Regions from separate parts of the Homo sapiens genome. Here region 1 is linked to region 2. A link is a loop called in an ENCODE intact Hi-C map of the cell type or tissue named here. Cell type or tissue: sigmoid colon. All regions are shown on one strand.

What was found. A loop is a pair of places that touch in the nucleus more often than their neighbours do. Peaks named below come from ENCODE experiments on the same cell type or tissue, not always from the same donor. Only the 100,000 strongest peaks of a DNase experiment are listed, where the experiment ranks them.
Region 1: a loop joins it to region 2, with 2.6 times the contacts of the local background. A loop is called at or near these places in 2 of 110 quality-filtered maps.

Annotation. Positions count from the first base shown.
Region 1 is chr15:67,020,540-67,028,539 of GRCh38, reverse strand. All of the region lies in intron 2 of SMAD3-DT (SMAD3 divergent transcript), which reads left to right. Among named protein-coding and RNA genes, the nearest start is that of SMAD3-DT, 40 kb to the left of the region's middle. RefSeq lists an enhancer at 2,575-2,869. In sigmoid colon, no CTCF peak of the experiment used is centred here; DNase peaks (open chromatin) are centred at 1,749, 2,689, 3,969 and 4,609; H3K27ac peaks cover 2,353 bases.
Region 2 is chr15:67,186,614-67,194,613 of GRCh38, reverse strand. SMAD3 (SMAD family member 3) reads right to left here. Exons shown (of 9, transcript NM_005902.4): 8 at 7,105-7,249; 9 at 1-4,201. The coding sequence ends at 4,078. Among named protein-coding and RNA genes, the nearest start is that of SMAD3-AS1, 44 kb to the right of the region's middle. In sigmoid colon, no CTCF peak of the experiment used is centred here; DNase peaks (open chromatin) are centred at 1,113, 4,893, 5,833, 6,883 and 1 weaker place; H3K27ac peaks cover 1,227 bases.

The DNA of each region.
Region 1 (8,000 bases), 170 kb after region 2:
ATGTCTTTGCTGTTGTGAATACTGCCGAGATAAACATATGTGTGCATGTGTCTTTATAATAGAACGATTTATATTCCTTTGGGAATATACCTAGAAATGGGATTGCTGGGTCAAATGGTAGTTCTATTTTTAGTTATTTGAGAAATCTCCAGACTGCTTTCCACTGAAAGCAGCTAAACTAATTTACATTCCCACTTTCAGTGCATAAGAGTTCACTTTTCTCTGCAATCTTGCCAGCATCTGCTATTTTTTGATGTTGTAGTAATAGCCATTCTGAAAATGTCTATTTTTAAAGTTGAAGAAACTGAGGCACGGATAGATTAAGTGACTTGCCCCAGCTATGCTAGGACACAAATGGTAGGTATCAAATACAGGAAATGAAGGCTCTAGGGGCTGCTCACTTGACCACTATTGCAGAATGATATGAGTGACACATAATGACACACTCCCCAAAACAGGAGAGTGGAGAGAGATGAGCCATCATTTCTGCTGGGGGTGTGGGAGGAGACAGAGAAAGTTTTAAACAGAAGGTGAAAACTACCCTAGTCCTGGAAAGATAGTGAATGCGGCTAAGCTTGAAATGAGGTTAGAACGTCATCCTAGATGGTTGCATAACAATGCACATGTAGTTAATGTCATAAAACTGCATACTTAAAAAGGGTCAAAATGGTAAAAGTCATTATTTATTTATTTATTTATTTATTTTGAGATGGAGTTTCGCTCTGTCGCCCAGGCTGGAGTGCAGTGGTGCAATCTCAGCTCACTGCAAGCTCCACCTCCCGGGTTCACACCATTCTCCTGCCTCAGCCTCCTGAGTGACTGGGACTACAGGCACCCACCACCATGCCCGGCTAATTTTCATATTTGTAGTAGATACAGGGTTTCACCATGTTAGCCAGGATGGTCTCAATCTCCTGACCTCGTGATCTGCCCGCCTCAGCCTCCCAAAGTGCTCCTGCGCCTGGTTGGGTAATAAGTCATTTTTAAAAAAATTGTTTAATGAAAAAAAAATTAACTTACATTTTTCTTAAAAGTAACAATTTAATGATATGTATTTTCTGTGAACATTCAAGAAATAGAAATCACCAAGAAAAAAATAAATAAAATAATTTGTTATTCTGCCATTCAGATCTAAACAATGTTATTTTGGTGCTTAAATCTTCAGAGGTTTTTTCATATATTCACTTCAAATATTATTTACCAACAATGGAAGTTTATTTATTTATTTATGTTTGTTTGTTTTTTTTGAGACATAGTCTCACTCTGTGGCCCAGGCTGGAGTGCAATGGCGTGATCTCTGCTCACTGCAACCTCTGCCTCCCAGGTTCAAGCAATTTTCCTGCCTTAGTCTCTCGAGTAGCTGGGATTACAGGTGCCTACCATCATGCCCAGCTAATTTTTATATTTTTAGTAGAGACAGGGTTTCGCCGTGTTGGCCAGGCTGGTCTCGAACTCCTGGCCGCAAGCAATCTGCCTGCCTCGGCCTCCCAAACTGCTGGGATTACAGACGTGAGCCACTGTGCCCAGCCTGTATTTGTATATATGCAGTTTTGTAACTTACTTCTTCCACTTACAAAATGATAAATTTTCCATGTCATTAAGTTTAAAAAAAGAAAAAAAAAAGGGCAAGTCATATCAGGTAGGAGGACTGGCATGAGCAAAGGCATAGAGGTACGATAATGCAAAGGAATTCTGGAAAAAGTGAGGCGCCCAGAGCAGCTGGAGCACAAATTGCAAGGAAGAATGTAGTGGGAAGTGTCAACCCTGACAGTGGCCAAAACAAAAAGGGAAACACAGAAAGGACAAGAGTTCTGTTTATTACAAAGGAGTTAAGAAAGAGCACATGTTGGCCAGGCGCGGTGGATCACACATTAATCCCAACACTTTGGGAGGCTGAGGTGGGCAGATCACCTGAGGTCAGGAGTTCAAGACCAGCCTTGCCAACATGGGGAAACACCACCTCTACCAAAATATACAAAAATTAGCTGGGCGTGGTGACGTGTGCCTGTAGTCCCAGCTACTGGGGAGGCTGAGGGGGAGGATTGTTTGAACCCGAGAGGTGGAGATTACAGTGAGCTGAGATTGTGCCACTACACTCCAGCCTGGGCAACAGAGTAAGACCCTGTCTCAAAAAAAAAAAAAAAATACATGCTCTAAAGCCTGACTCCCAGAACGTGAGCCCTTGCTCTGCCAGTTACTAGCTATGTTGCTTTGGCAAATGAGTTAACCTCTTTATCATTCAGTTCCTCTATTTGTAAAACAGGAACAATCATAGTGCCTACTTCATAGGGTTGTTGTGAGAATTAAATGAGCTAATAATGTAAAGCACTTAGAGACTGGCATGTTGTAAACTCTGAATGAAAGTTATAAATTATTTTTATCAATGTTTTTTCCTGGCTGAATTCTAAGTTGAATTTATCTTGAGCATCTGTATGCAAAGAGCTCTGAGTAACATAAGGGATAGTTTTCTCAATAAATGTGATAGTAACCGTGGCTGCATTCTCAGTAAGGCTGTGTCTTAACGTCTCCTGGAAGGAAGCCAAGGTCAGAAAGGGGCTCTGTGAGAGAGCTAGTGCTCATGTCCAGGCCCAGGGCTTCCTAACTGCCTGGCATGTGCCAGGAGGGTGTGTGCAAAAGGCCAGGAAAGGAAGGACTTTCACTCCCTTCCCGCTTGCCCTCTCTCTCCCTGGTCAGGCCATCCTTTCAGCCTGGCTGTCGGCCTGAGCCATTTCCTGTTTCCTGAACATTTATCTTCTGCACATTCATGCTTTTTTCTCATATTGTCCCCCGGCCTGGAATACCTCTTTCTTCCAGAATCCTACTGGCAAACTTCTCCTTGTCTTTCAAAACTCACTTCAAGAATAACCATTCCTTCCTCTGGCATTCCCAGACTCTCCAAGTTCTCCTCTGCTTGGAGGACTCTGTACCTCCCTCTCTTCTGTGATGTGTGATGGTGATAATGGTGATGAAGATAATGGTGATGGTAGCAATGAAAATAGTGGCAGCTTACCCTGACAGACCACTTACCAGGCACTAGGGTAAGTGCTTTGCAAGCACTGTTCCAATTAATTTTTACAGCAATCCTATAAGGAATTGCTATTTGTATACTAATTTTATAGAAAAGGAAACAGGAGCATAGAATGAGTGGTTAAAGAACTTGCTCAAGCCACACAGCTGAGAGTAAAAGAACTAGGATTTGTACACAGAGAGTCTGTTTTCAGAACTAGCACCCACAACCGTTATGCCTAGCTGCTTCCCTGTGTTATTTTTACTGTTTCTACTGTTAGGATTATTACTGCTTGATGATGGGTTTCTCTCCTTTGTCCTTACATTCTCAGGACCTGGCACCAGGCCTGACACCCAGCAGGCACAGAAGAAATACTTGCCACTATTCAGTCTGGCAGTTCGGTTCAGTTAAAACGAGTCAAGGCTCATTTCAAAGACCTCTTCTTCCATGCTGGCCCTCCTGATCACCCTGAGCAGATTTGAGGACTCCTTTCATGAGCCCCTGTGGCTTTGCTCTTCTCATTTAACTCTCACCCAATTTCATGAGGTGGGCATTGTTCCCACTTTATAGACAGAAAAACTGAGGTTCAGACCTGGTAAGGGTTCGTGGTGGGGTTTGACTCCATTCATTCTTCCCTTCACACTTTCCTTTTAGTGTCTCCCCTATCCTTGTATTTGCCACTCCCAAATCCTTAGCACAGAGCCTGGAGCACAGTAGGCCTGCATTAAATGTCTGCTAAATTGAAATGAACTGAATTAGGGTGTGGGTGGCCCAAGAAAAATGTGCCACGACTCAGGCATTTCAAGCAAAATGCATAGTTTCAAAACCCAAGCATGGAGGAGCCTGCTATTTTTGGATGGCCTTGCACAAATGTTGTGTGGGCTTCCTTTTTGCTACTAAATGTCATTGCATTACTTTCCTAGTTTCATTCTCCTGCCTGGGCTGGGGAGGATTATGCAAGCGGAGCCTGGGAATGAGTCATCTTTCCCTCAGCTGCCAAACTGTCCACGATTGCCATGATATGGTACAATCTTTTTTCTGCCTCAAGCTATTTGTGGGTGGTTTTGTTTAACTTTTACAGTCTTTCTTTCTTTCCTTCTAATTTTGCTTATCCTTGTCTTTTTCTTTGAGATGGGCCATAGGGTACTGACGGCCTTTAAAACTCTGGCCCCTCTGTGTCTGCAAGCACAAATCCATCTACCTGCTATGTAATCCACGTGGGGAAGAAAGCCCTTCTGGTGATGACATTGTGAGGTGCTGACCCATAAGGAAAGTGGGACAATCTTTCTAGGGTGGATGGAGGTTCCCTTCCACTGGGCCAGCTGCCACCACCCCTCCCCCAAGCCTGCTGGGAAATTCTGGGAAGCCCAGAATTGGGCTTCCACACCCCACACTACAGCCATGCCCTTCACACTCCTACCTGGGTCTGTTTCCTGGATTTGTTGAGGCTGGTCTCTTCACTTCCAGTATGACCCTGTGGCCTTAGCCAGGGCAGCTCTGGGGCCAGCCCCCCGCCCCCACAGGAGGAGCCAGGCTGACCCAGCTGAGGGCTACACAGGAGGGAAAGGCCCAGTGCCCAAGGGGATGACAGGTGTGTGACAACGTGTGTGCTGCAGGCATAGTGCTGGGTGCCAGTAGAAAGAGTGACTTGCTCTCCAGCTGTGTAAGTGCTTCTAGCCTCAGGCTGATCGATCAGTGAACCAGGCCAAGGTTGGAGCTGTAGGTGAAACCAGTGGATCCACATGTGAGGGCTGCGGGAGGTGGAAACAGGGGCCGGTGCTGGGACCTTCCTAGATGAATAGCAGCTACAAGCAATGGCCAACCCATTGCTCAAATGGAGGCCTGTTGGGCACTCGGGACCTGAGTTCAGCAGGAATCATTGAGAGCATCTTGATAGTCTCTCATAACACTCACCATGTGTGCCATACTTGATAAATTTCCAGAGCACTTTCCATACATGCCCTCAAATGATGCTGGACAACAGGTGCCCAGCAATCCAGGTTCGAGAAGAGTCAGCCCTGCCTGCTCCTTTCCCAGCTCCAAGGCTCTGGTCTCCCCTTCGCAAGCAGGAGAAGAGTTGAGAACATTTGGAAACCACATGCAGGAGCACCGAGAGTCCTGGATTAGAAGGGAGAGGAGTTGGCCAGGCGTGGTGGCTCACCCCTGTAATCCCAGCACTTTCGGAGTCCGAGGCGGGCGGATCATGAGATCAAGAGATCGAGACTATCCTGGCCAACATGGTGAAACCCCGTCTCTACTAAAAATGCAAATATTAGCCAGGCGTGGTGGCGCACGCCTGTAGTCCCAGCTACTCAGAAGGCTGAGGCAGGAGAATCGCTTGAACCCGGGAAGCGGAGGTTGCAGTAAGCCGAGATCACGCCACTGCACTCTGCAGAGCGAGGCTCCATCTCAAAATAAATAAATAAGTAAAGGAGAGAAGTTCTGGCAGCTCATGCTGTGTGCCTATGGGAAACTCTCCTAACCCTTCTGAACCTCAGTTTCCCTGCCTTTAAAATGGTGGTAATAATATAATTGAGAAATGAGCTAACAGTGATTCATAAAACATTTGGTGTCACTCTTCCACATAAAACCCTCCAGTGACTTTCCATTTCAGTTGGAGAAAAACCCAAAGGGCTTGCAGCAGCCTGTGAAGTCCTGCATGATCTACCTCTACCCCCACTTCTCCTCTGATCTGATGTCATCCCTGGTCTTCCAAATACACCAGCATCATGCCCACCTCAGGGCCTTTGCACTGACTGTTTGCTTTGCCTTGGGCACTCTTTTCCCAGGTGTCAGTACAGCACCTCTCACCTCCCAGGTCTTCACTGAAACATCAGCTTTGAGTGAGGCTTTCCAAGAACTCTCTGAAATGGCAACACCTCTTCCCCACACACCCTGCCCCCTCCACTACTTAATTTTTCTCTATGGCTCTTAACACCCTCACAGAGTATATATCTTACTTACTTTATTTATTATCTGTCTCACTCCACTAAAATATTAGCTCCATGAGGGCAGGACTTTTTCTGTTTTGTTCTCTACTGTAACTCCAGTGCCTAGAATAGTGCCTGGAAACACATAGTAGATGCTCAATAAATATTCTCTGAATGAATGAAGTAGTAAATGAACAAAGGGGTCTTCAGTACTATTATTCTAGAGTGGAAGTAGCCAGCCCCCGTCCCAGCAACCTAACCCCATTAAGGCCAAGGTCCTGGGGTCTTCTGTGTGCCACAAGCTCCCAGGGAAACTTGCAACCTCTTCCATCTCACAGCTATTCTTTTTATTTTATTTATTTATTTATTTAGAGATGGAGTCTCTCTCTGTCGCCCAGGCTGCAGTGCAGTGGCGCGATCTCGGCTCACTGCATGCAACCTTTGCCTCCCACGTTCAAGTGGTTCTCCTGCCTTAGCCTCCCAAGTAGCTGGGATTACAGGCGCCTGCCACCAGGCCTGGCTAATTTTTGTACAGACAGGGTTTCACCATGTTGGCCAGGCTGGGACTCGAACTCCTGACCTCAGGTGATCCACCCACCTCGGCCTCCCAAAGTGCTGGGATTACAGGCATGAGCCACCGCACCTGGCCCTTCACAGCTATTCTTAAGCCCCAGTTTGATCAAACAGAGCGTCAGTACATCATGTGGTAGATGATTGTTCCTTGAACATCATGCTAATGGCTTGCTACTGACAAAATGGGCACAGAAGAATCAACTGGGATGGGAGAAGCTTCTTCAAGTGCCCAGTTTCCTAAAGGGAGGAACCATCAGTTTGGAAGAAATGGATCAATCTTTTATGACTGGCTGAGTTGGCAAGCTGTGTCACTCCTCTTCCTGTCTGTCTGTAGAATGGAAGAGCAGGTTTGGAGCAGGAATTTGCCTCACTCTGCTCCTTCAACTTCACTGTCAGGCACTTCAGAGCCTGCTGTGCTGCCACTAGGAGAATGCAGCCTGACCCCTCAGACTGCAAGAGTCCTAGGAGGGAGTTGCTGGGGAGGCTTGGTCAAGCTGATTGTTCCCTAAGTGATAGTGCATTTCAATCTCTGCCTTTGGGAGACTGACTTTTCCTTAAAATAAAAGGTTAGCTATTTTTTTTTTCATTACTTAACCCATGAAAGTGTTGGTTCTCCTTTTATACAAATTCTAGGATTTTTAATATTCTCCTTCTCTCTCCCTCTGCCTCCCCTCCCAACTCTACTACCTAAATAATTAAAGCATGTTTGGCAGCGGGCGGGGTGTGTTTTGGAAACCAATACACTTAGCCACAATGCTTTTTTATATACAGTACATGTGAAAAGTAAGGTAGGTATATTTGTAATTCAAAAATGTTTTAAAATGCTTTTCACCTCTTTTTTCCTTCTTACAAACTTTCCACTACTGTTATCTTTTTTTCTTTTGTTGAGTGTTTTAAAGAATTCCAAGTGGACTGTAAATTAGTTCAACCATTGTGGAAGTCAGTGTGGCGATTCTTCAAGGATCTAGAACTAGAAATACCATTTGACCCAGCCATCCCATTACTGGGTATATACATACCCAAAGGATTATAAATCATGCTGCTATAAAGACACATGTACACGTATGTTTATTGCAGCACTATTCACAATAGCAAAGACTTGGAACCAACCCAAATGTCCAACAATGATAGACTGGATTAAGGAAATGTGGCACATATACACCATGGAATACTATGCAGCCATAAAAAATGATGAGTTCATGTCCTTTGTAGGGACATGGATGAAGCTGGAAACCATCATTCTCAGCAAACTATTGCAAGGACAAAACACCAAACACCGCATGTTCTCACTCATAGGTGGGAATTGAACAATGAGAACACATGGACACAGGAAGGGGAACATCACACACTGGGACCTGTTGTGGGGTGGGGGGAGGGGGGAGGGACAGCATTAGGAGATATACCTAATGTTAAATGACGAGTTAATGGGTGCAGCACAGCAACATGGCACATGTATACATATGTAACAAACCTGCACGTTGTGCACATGT
Region 2 (8,000 bases):
CAACTTTCTTAAAAAAAATTAAATAGTTATCTGTCTGAATGGTTTTAAGAAATTATTACATAAATATAAAAACACCAGAATACTAGAGTATACATTACTTCTGCATTAAAAAAAAATCCATTGCAGAATCACTGAGAATTTCTCAATCCAGTTTACATGAGGCAAGTTTCTTTTCTATGATAGCTGTGTTTTTGAAAAGTTGCCTGTTTAGCCCATCATCTCCCCACCATCACCTCCCCATGGGAGATGCTTCATCATCATTTTGGATCCATGTCCTCTTGCGTACGTTTTTCTGCTTTCCCTACCCACTTGAGAAGCGGCTGATGCTCCTTAAACTGTGATGAAAATACATTGTGAAGACGGTTACCTGAAAGGGGCCTACAAGGGAACATCTTTGCCACACAAAGACAGTACAGCTTCGCTGTGTTGAGGTTTGGTTCTGGTAAAATGGGGACACGTTTATTTTGGGGGAACTCCCAACTCTAGCCAAGTCACACAGTAAGAAACAGGGTCCAGGGCTAAACGGGTGCACTCTCTTGCTGCTGGTATCCCCCTTGGTGAACAGTCCTACAAGCAGCCTGCAGATTCTTCTCCCTACATCTCCTGTAAGGACGAAGGAGTGGTGTAACCTGAGCTCCGGCCCTGTGGAGACCCTCATGAGGCCTGAGGCTAAGAATGAAACAGATCTTTGCTTCTTCCCCAGATTACTTACATACGTGCATGCCATGCACACACTACTTCAAACCTTTCTGTAGTCTTGAGTAAAAGCATTTAGCCTGGAATATGTCCAAACTCTAGGAAGCCAAGGGGAGATGGAGAAAAATAAACAAACTAAGCACATGATATGTGCTATAGCTCACTTCAGTATATTAACGATGGTTTAAAAAAATAATCACCATGGTCAATAAAAAAAAAAAAATACAACACAGACAACATAAGGACAATGGAGACGTCTGCCAGCAGCCTTGCCCTCATGTGTGCTCTTCCTAAGAGTCAAAGTCCCTGCTCCTGACTCCTCTAGGCTTGTCTCAAAATGTCAGGTCTACAGCCTGCCAGGAAGGTGGCCAACTGAGATGATGTTCCAGCACAGGCCTGTAATCCAAACCGGCTGGGGTAGCTACCTACGTATGTGCTGGAAGCATCTAAGTTACTAAATTGGGAAGAAGCGAGGTGGGGAGGGGAGAGAGGAAAGGGAATAAAAGTTGGCTCCTTGGAAGGTGCTGAAGACAAGGATCTGTGTCCCAGTGCTAGCTGCACTTGGGTCAGTCTCAGCACAAGCTGCAAGGTGAAGATGTCATGGCGGGGAGCCCAGGGCAGGGGCAACACACGCGGTCGTGTTGACTAGGTGAACGCCACTTAAAACTGCTATCCAGTCACCAGCACTCCTCTAGAACTGCCCTGGTTTCCTCTTGCCCTTTTCAACTGTCCTTTAAAAAAGTGTTTTAATATACAAATGCCATTCATACAACAGGATTTTAAAACTAAGAAAACTAGCTTGTGGCTTCAAGGAAGGACACTAATGTTACATACGCCCAAAGCACCTATGTAGCACTCTAAGGTGGGAATGGCACCATTTCCTAACCTCTTAGGTATGATCAAATTTATTTTCAGTGATGCCACAGGTGGGTTTGCCTACAATCCCACACATCCTCCTCTGGTGGTCTAGTCAATAAAGAAAAAGGGCCAAGGAAGTATCCTTTGGAAAAACACAAAACTCAAACTTCATGCTCCTAGAAGTAGCCTTCAGGTCTGAGCAATGAGGGTTCTAAGACACCATCCAAATGCAGCCAAACGTGTCATTTCATCACATTCAAAGTTCATAACCTGCCAAAGTATAGGCTTTTTTTTTCCCCCTTCACCTGGAGTAAGACACGACTTCCATAGATCACTGGATCACCAGAATCAGGCTGTGCCTGAAGCTAGTTCCCAAGCACCCAGAGGGCTGTGTGCCACAGGAAGCCCTCATAGGATCGTGCAGCAGGTGGATCATGCAGGCCCTCGGAAACTGCTGCCCATGGCTTTTAGGAGAGGAACCATGACTGCTCTAGCAGAAGCCAAAATGGAATATTTGGTTCCTGGGTCTCAGAGCTGGCTGGGAACATGAACACATGTACAGGAGGTTCAGGGGGCTTCCTGTGTAAGAAACAGGCCATAGATCATTTCACACCAGGCACATACTTCAGACTCACAGCATTTGGCCCTCTCAGAGGAAGTGAGGGGTTTTGTATTGTCTCTGGGTTCTGAGTCAACCCTCCTTCGAGAAGACTCACACAAGTCTGTCAAGGTGCTCCTTCCGTCTCTTCCTGTGTCCTCAGGAGGCTTGGGGAGCAGCTGTCCTACCTGGAAACCTCATGGCTAGAACTTCAGAGGCACAGGACCCTGCAGATGAGGCATCAGGAAGCCTCTCCATCTCCCTCTAACATCAGAAATCTCATCACATTTGAGCTGTATGACTTGCCAAAAGTATATACACTTCCTTCCCTTCACCTGGAATAAAGCAGGACTTCCATAGGAAATCCCTTGATTTTTCCTGCTATAAATTCATGCAAAAACGTGGGATAGGTCATTTTATACAAAAACAGCAGCAAAGAATAAAGTACCAATTGAAGGTGGCAGTTCTGTCTACTGTGTTCTGCAAAAGGCTGGGAAAAGAAGAGGACTCTTTTTTCTTTTTTCCAGTTGAAATAATTTAGACTAGTTTTCTCCCTAATTGCTGCTGGGAGCAGTACTTGTTACACAATACAACTGCTATAGTTGTCACCGGTGATCCTCTACCGGGAGCTAGATCATCTTATATCCCAGGGGGAAGATGACAGACCTCTTTGTACCAAGCCTGCAATTTTCAAAGGTGTAAAAATATTTTAATAGCCCTTTTCATTTGCCTATGTTGGCCTGAGATGTTTCCCTTCTGGTGAATTTGCTTCTGTAAATTTCAGCTTGCAGAAGTGCTGGCAGGTATCTCTTCAACAAAACCTGGAAAAGCTTCACCTCAGGAGAGAGAAGGGAGAGAAGCAGTTGCTGGGTCTCACTCAGGTTTCCCAGTCAATGTGCCAGCCCAGGATTTTTAAAGAAAATATATAAACCAAACATTTAAAAGAGCATATGATAAAGTTGATTTAATGAATGCAACTGACTACATAAACCAATATAGCCGTATGCATCAGAATCTGGAGCAAGCTCTTACAGATGACTGGAGACGCACCCAGTGTGGTGCTGCCTGAGACCAAATGCCATCCCACGACAAGGGCCTCCTGCTTCATGAGAACACTTACCGTCATTCGAATCTCTTTGAGATTAATGTGATAATAGACACTATACATTGCATATGCACTGGGCCTCAGCAGATCCTTCCAACTTTTCAAAGTGAAAAAGGACAAACGTAAGTGAGTTTTTAAAGAGGTGGCGCTCATCGATTTTTCCCGCTGTCCTGTGTGCAGGTTCTGCTGAACACGCACCTCCCAATCAGTATGTTCTGAGAGGGGAGGGAGACAGACAAAACTCCCTCCCTCCCCATCCCAAGTCTATCCAGCTCACAAGGGGCAAGGTCTGCTGGAGTGGTGGGGCGGGGCGGGGCGGGGCTGGGCTGGGAATGTTCACTGGAAGAGGCACTGTCACAAGCGTCAGAGAGCTGGGCATGAGGTCTGCATGGCCCTGCGGGCTCTTCCTACCTAGAACGCCCTTCCAAGGTGAACTCCACACTGCAGTCCTAGACAGAGGGGTGTTTCTGGTTGGACTGTGACATCCCAGAAAGCTGTCACTCAAAAAAAGAGTCTGGGGGGAGGGGGCCGGTGGTGTAATACTACCTGTTCTGCTCACTTAAGCCACCAGAGCAGACGCCATTTCTTGCCCTTCAAAGTGGGGCCAAAGGGTAAATGTGTTTGGCAGACACAGCTGTTCATAACATCCACCTCTGGGTTTGCTCGTGTGTTTCAGAAAACAGGTGGGTGCACCCCTTCAGTTGAGGGAGAAAGATTTCTTCTTCCTTGACAACAATGGGTTGAGTAGAGTTCCAATTTTCTCCACCTCCTGCATGGCCATTTTCCCCAAGCCTGCCCTCCCCTACCATACTTGATGTCTCTAAGACACACTGGAACAGCGGATGCTTGGGGAGCCCATCTGGGTGAGGACCTTGTCAAGCCACTGCAAAGGCCCATTCAGGTGCAGCTCAATCCAGCAGGGGGTACTGGTCACAGTCTGTCTCCTGTAAGAAATAGGGAAAGGGGTGGGGTGGGGGACTTAAAAAATCTCCAGGGGGTTACACAAGTCAGAAAGCTTTTTCTGCTTTGGTGACAGTCATCTTCCCAAAGATGCTGTTAGACGCTGTCCTAGAAGCGGTACCAGTAACTTGCTGAAACTACCCGGCCAAACTCCTCTACCCAGGGAGGACTTTGAGTAAATTAAGTTCTCTTGAGGGGGAAGGAAGTCGACTTTAAAGAGTTAAACATGTAAAGTCAATGGCAAAGAGTTAAATATGTAAAGTCAATTGCAGGGTACCCCAGAGGCCCACCAGTTACTGTAACAGGCCCCCTAATAGAGGAGACCTCCATCCTGAGCAAAGGGCTTCCTGGCTCCCATCTGTACCAAACGGGCACGTGCCGCTCCCCTATCTCGAAATCTGGGCCCAGCCCCAGCAGGCGACGATGACGTGTGTCTGTCTGATTGAGGGGTGTTTTTTACAAAGCGCCAACAGTGTCCGCATGCCTTCGGTTCCCAATGTGCTGATATAATTCTCATCTACGGCCTTATTTTGGAAAATCTTACAAGCAGAACGAGCCATGGAACAATTACTGGAAAAAAACAAGGCACACCACACGTTTCTTTTCCCCAAAGCACTTTGTCTAAATTCAGGCTGGTTGATGACGCAGCTTGCAGGCAGGCTCCCAAAGGCCTCCACTGAGCAAAGGCTATCTGCTGAGGCTGGAGTCGCTGGTGCCAGCTGGAGGTGAGAGGTGTGGGCCCTGGGCCCTGCTTTCAGCCACCTCACAGAGAGAAGAGCTGAAACCTTACTCTCCTTGGCCCAAGAGGCAGGAGGACGACAAGGCTGTTCTGGGAAGGGGCCGCGCCCGCCCGTCAGGCTGCTGTGCAGTGCTGCCAGGCAGCGGTGACGCGGTGGGCCACAGAGGACTGGGTGTGCTGGCAGGACATCCCGCGTGGTGATAGTGTCCCCAGGGAAAGGCTCTGCCACCAAAGAGCCTCTTCCTAGCACTTGGAGCGGGAGAGCTGCAATGCCACACCAGGAACAGTGTTGCTGTCTTGAAGGCACCACCCTCCTTGCTTGGCCTCTACTTTGCTTGTGTAGCAGGGAGGTTGAGAAATGGGCCTGCAGACAGACCCTGGGGTGTCTGCACGAGCGAGGGTACCTGAGTGTGGCCCTCCAGACTACAGTCTGGTATAAGAAGAGCAAATGGACATCCCCTTACTCTTTTCCACTGCAGTCCATCTTTAAATATTTCCCTTCTTCACTAAAAAAAGATTAATTTTCTAACCTTTCACTCCTGTTCCCTAAATGAGCTAAGCCAGGGCTAAAAGATTGCTTAAAACATTTCTCTGGCTAGACCTTTGGGCCTGGGCTGATCTCTTCAGGCCATAACATAGTTGTAAGTTCTTTTGAGGTCTGACCACTTTGATTGCTCCACTGGTCACTCCTGGATTTCAGAGACACCCAAGAAACCAAGGGGCTGTGTTCCCTGACACCCTGGGGCAGACACAGAAGAACAGCAGCTAAAATACGGTAAGTGGAAGAGGAGGATTTTACAGGATGAAATCCTCTAATGAGAATCTGACTTTCCATAAGTCATGCTCATCTGGATTTCATTACAAACGGTGGCCCAAGGCCAATATTGAAATGGGTTTGGCCTGAGTGCAGCATGACTGCAAAACAAAATGGATTCCAAACATCTGGAAAAATGAAGAGAAAGGGAGAGTAGCTTGCAAGGCGCTGGCTCTAGCTGACATGTGGGCACCTCTGCATCTGCCGCAGGAGCTGGCGGCTGGCAGGGGGGAGTGTGGAGCAGAAGGCGGGGGCACACAGCCCTGCCTCTCCGCAAACTTTGGTCCGTGAGTGGAAAGAAAAGGGACTGGATTCTCTAAACCCAAAGCAGGATGGCCTGAGAGATTCAACCAAGCAGACCAGGTAGACCTGACTATATCAGGGCCATGTTTAAACCAGTATCTAGGGCCGGGCATGGTGGTTCACGCCTGTAATCCCAGCACTTTGGGAGGCTGAGGCAGGTGGGTCACCTGAGCTCAGGAGTTCGAGACCACCCTGGGCAACATGGTGAAACCCCCTCTCTACTAAAATACAAAAAATTAGCCAGGCGTGGTAGCACGCACCTGTAGTCCCAGCTACTTGGGAGGCTGAGGCACGTCCTGGAGGCAGAGATTGCAGTAAGCCAAGATGGTGCCACTCACTTCAGCTTGGATGACAGAGTGAGACTCCATCTCAAAAAAAAAAAAAAAAAAAAAGAAAAAGAAAAAGAAACCAGTATGTAGGACTCTAAAAAAGTCATTTCTCAGCGAGAAAATTTTGTTCCTTTATAACTACCCAAATCTCCTCCTCCCTTCCCGGACTCTCAGTTTTAATATCCTGGGCTCCTCAGCATCACCAGGGTCCCTGAGTCAGAAATGGAGCAACAGAGGAGGAGAGGAACAATGAGCTGAAGACCTAACTTCCTGAAGAGGGTCATCCTAAAGCCATCTGCCTAAAATGAGACTAAGGAAGAAGCCAAGAGGGCAGAGTTCTAGACACAGCTCTTCTACCAGTGTGACTGCAGGCAAGTCACTCTCCCTCCCTGGGCCTTAGTTCTCTCATCTGTACGGATGATGCTGGCATCCCCACCCAGGGCTGGGATGAGGATAAGATGGAGCGTGTGTTTACAGTGCCTACAGCTGTTCGGTGCCAGCAAACATCGTTCTGCAATTCCTCATCATCTGCTGTTGGCCCGGCCCCTCCTGCCTGCCAGGCCTTGGCCTCTCTCTGATCTTTGGTCTTTCTGCTCTTGACGCTAGGGCTGGCCTAGCTCATCTCTGAGGAGCCCTGCCTGCTCTGCTGTCCAGAGTCACCTGGAGTTGGGTCCCCTGATGTAGGCAGCACCCATAACTGACCTGTACTCCGCTCCCCAGCCTTTGACGAAGCTCATGCGGATGGTGCACATTCGGGTCAACTGGTAGACAGCCTCAAAGCCCTGGTTGACCGACTGGGCCAGGAGGGCAGCGAACTCCTGGTTGTTGAAGATCTTCAGGTTGCATCCTGCCAAAAACACAGAAACAGGGCTGTGGGGATGGAAGTGGCCAGGTCCGTTGCTCCCCTCCTGGATAAAGCAAGTCCTGGACCCCCTAGACCAGCCTCATTTATACAGCTCCAGGGACACATGGTGTGTGATGCATTTGCCACACACTCCACACTCAGTACCATGCAAAGGGAAGGCCAACCCAGTCCCTCCCCTTGAACCCATCTCCTCACTGGGAGGTGCCACTGACATACCTGCAAGGGGAGATGGAAGGCTGGCCCACAAGCTCCGACTCCCAGAGCAGGGAGAAGTCTGCAAAGAGGGCTTCCAAAAATAGGGAGATGGTGTGGAGAGGGGGGCCTTTCCTTGGGCAAAGGGACCAGGGGACAGAGAGATAAGGGACCTGGGCCAGGTTGCCCATGCTGTGTGGGGTCTGGTCACCCACCTAGGAACAGGAGCTCTGGCCGTTCCACAGCAGGCAGTGCCCCCAGAGACGGGCTGGCCGAAAGGCTACTGGGCCTGCCGTCCCCACAGGAAGCTTGGCAGAGGGCCCAGTGCACCCTCCACCTGGGCTCCTCTGATGAATACACCTGGTGCTGGGGCTAGGAGGTAAGGAGAGATCTGGGCCAAATTTTGGCCTCTGGGCACTGGGCTGGGTGGAGGTGACATTCACAGCTAAGTGAAGGTGTGCATCTGATTCTCCAGACAGTAAAACTAAAGACAGTCACAAATAAAGTTTAAAATAAATGTCGTTTGAAGTCTTACTGCCTG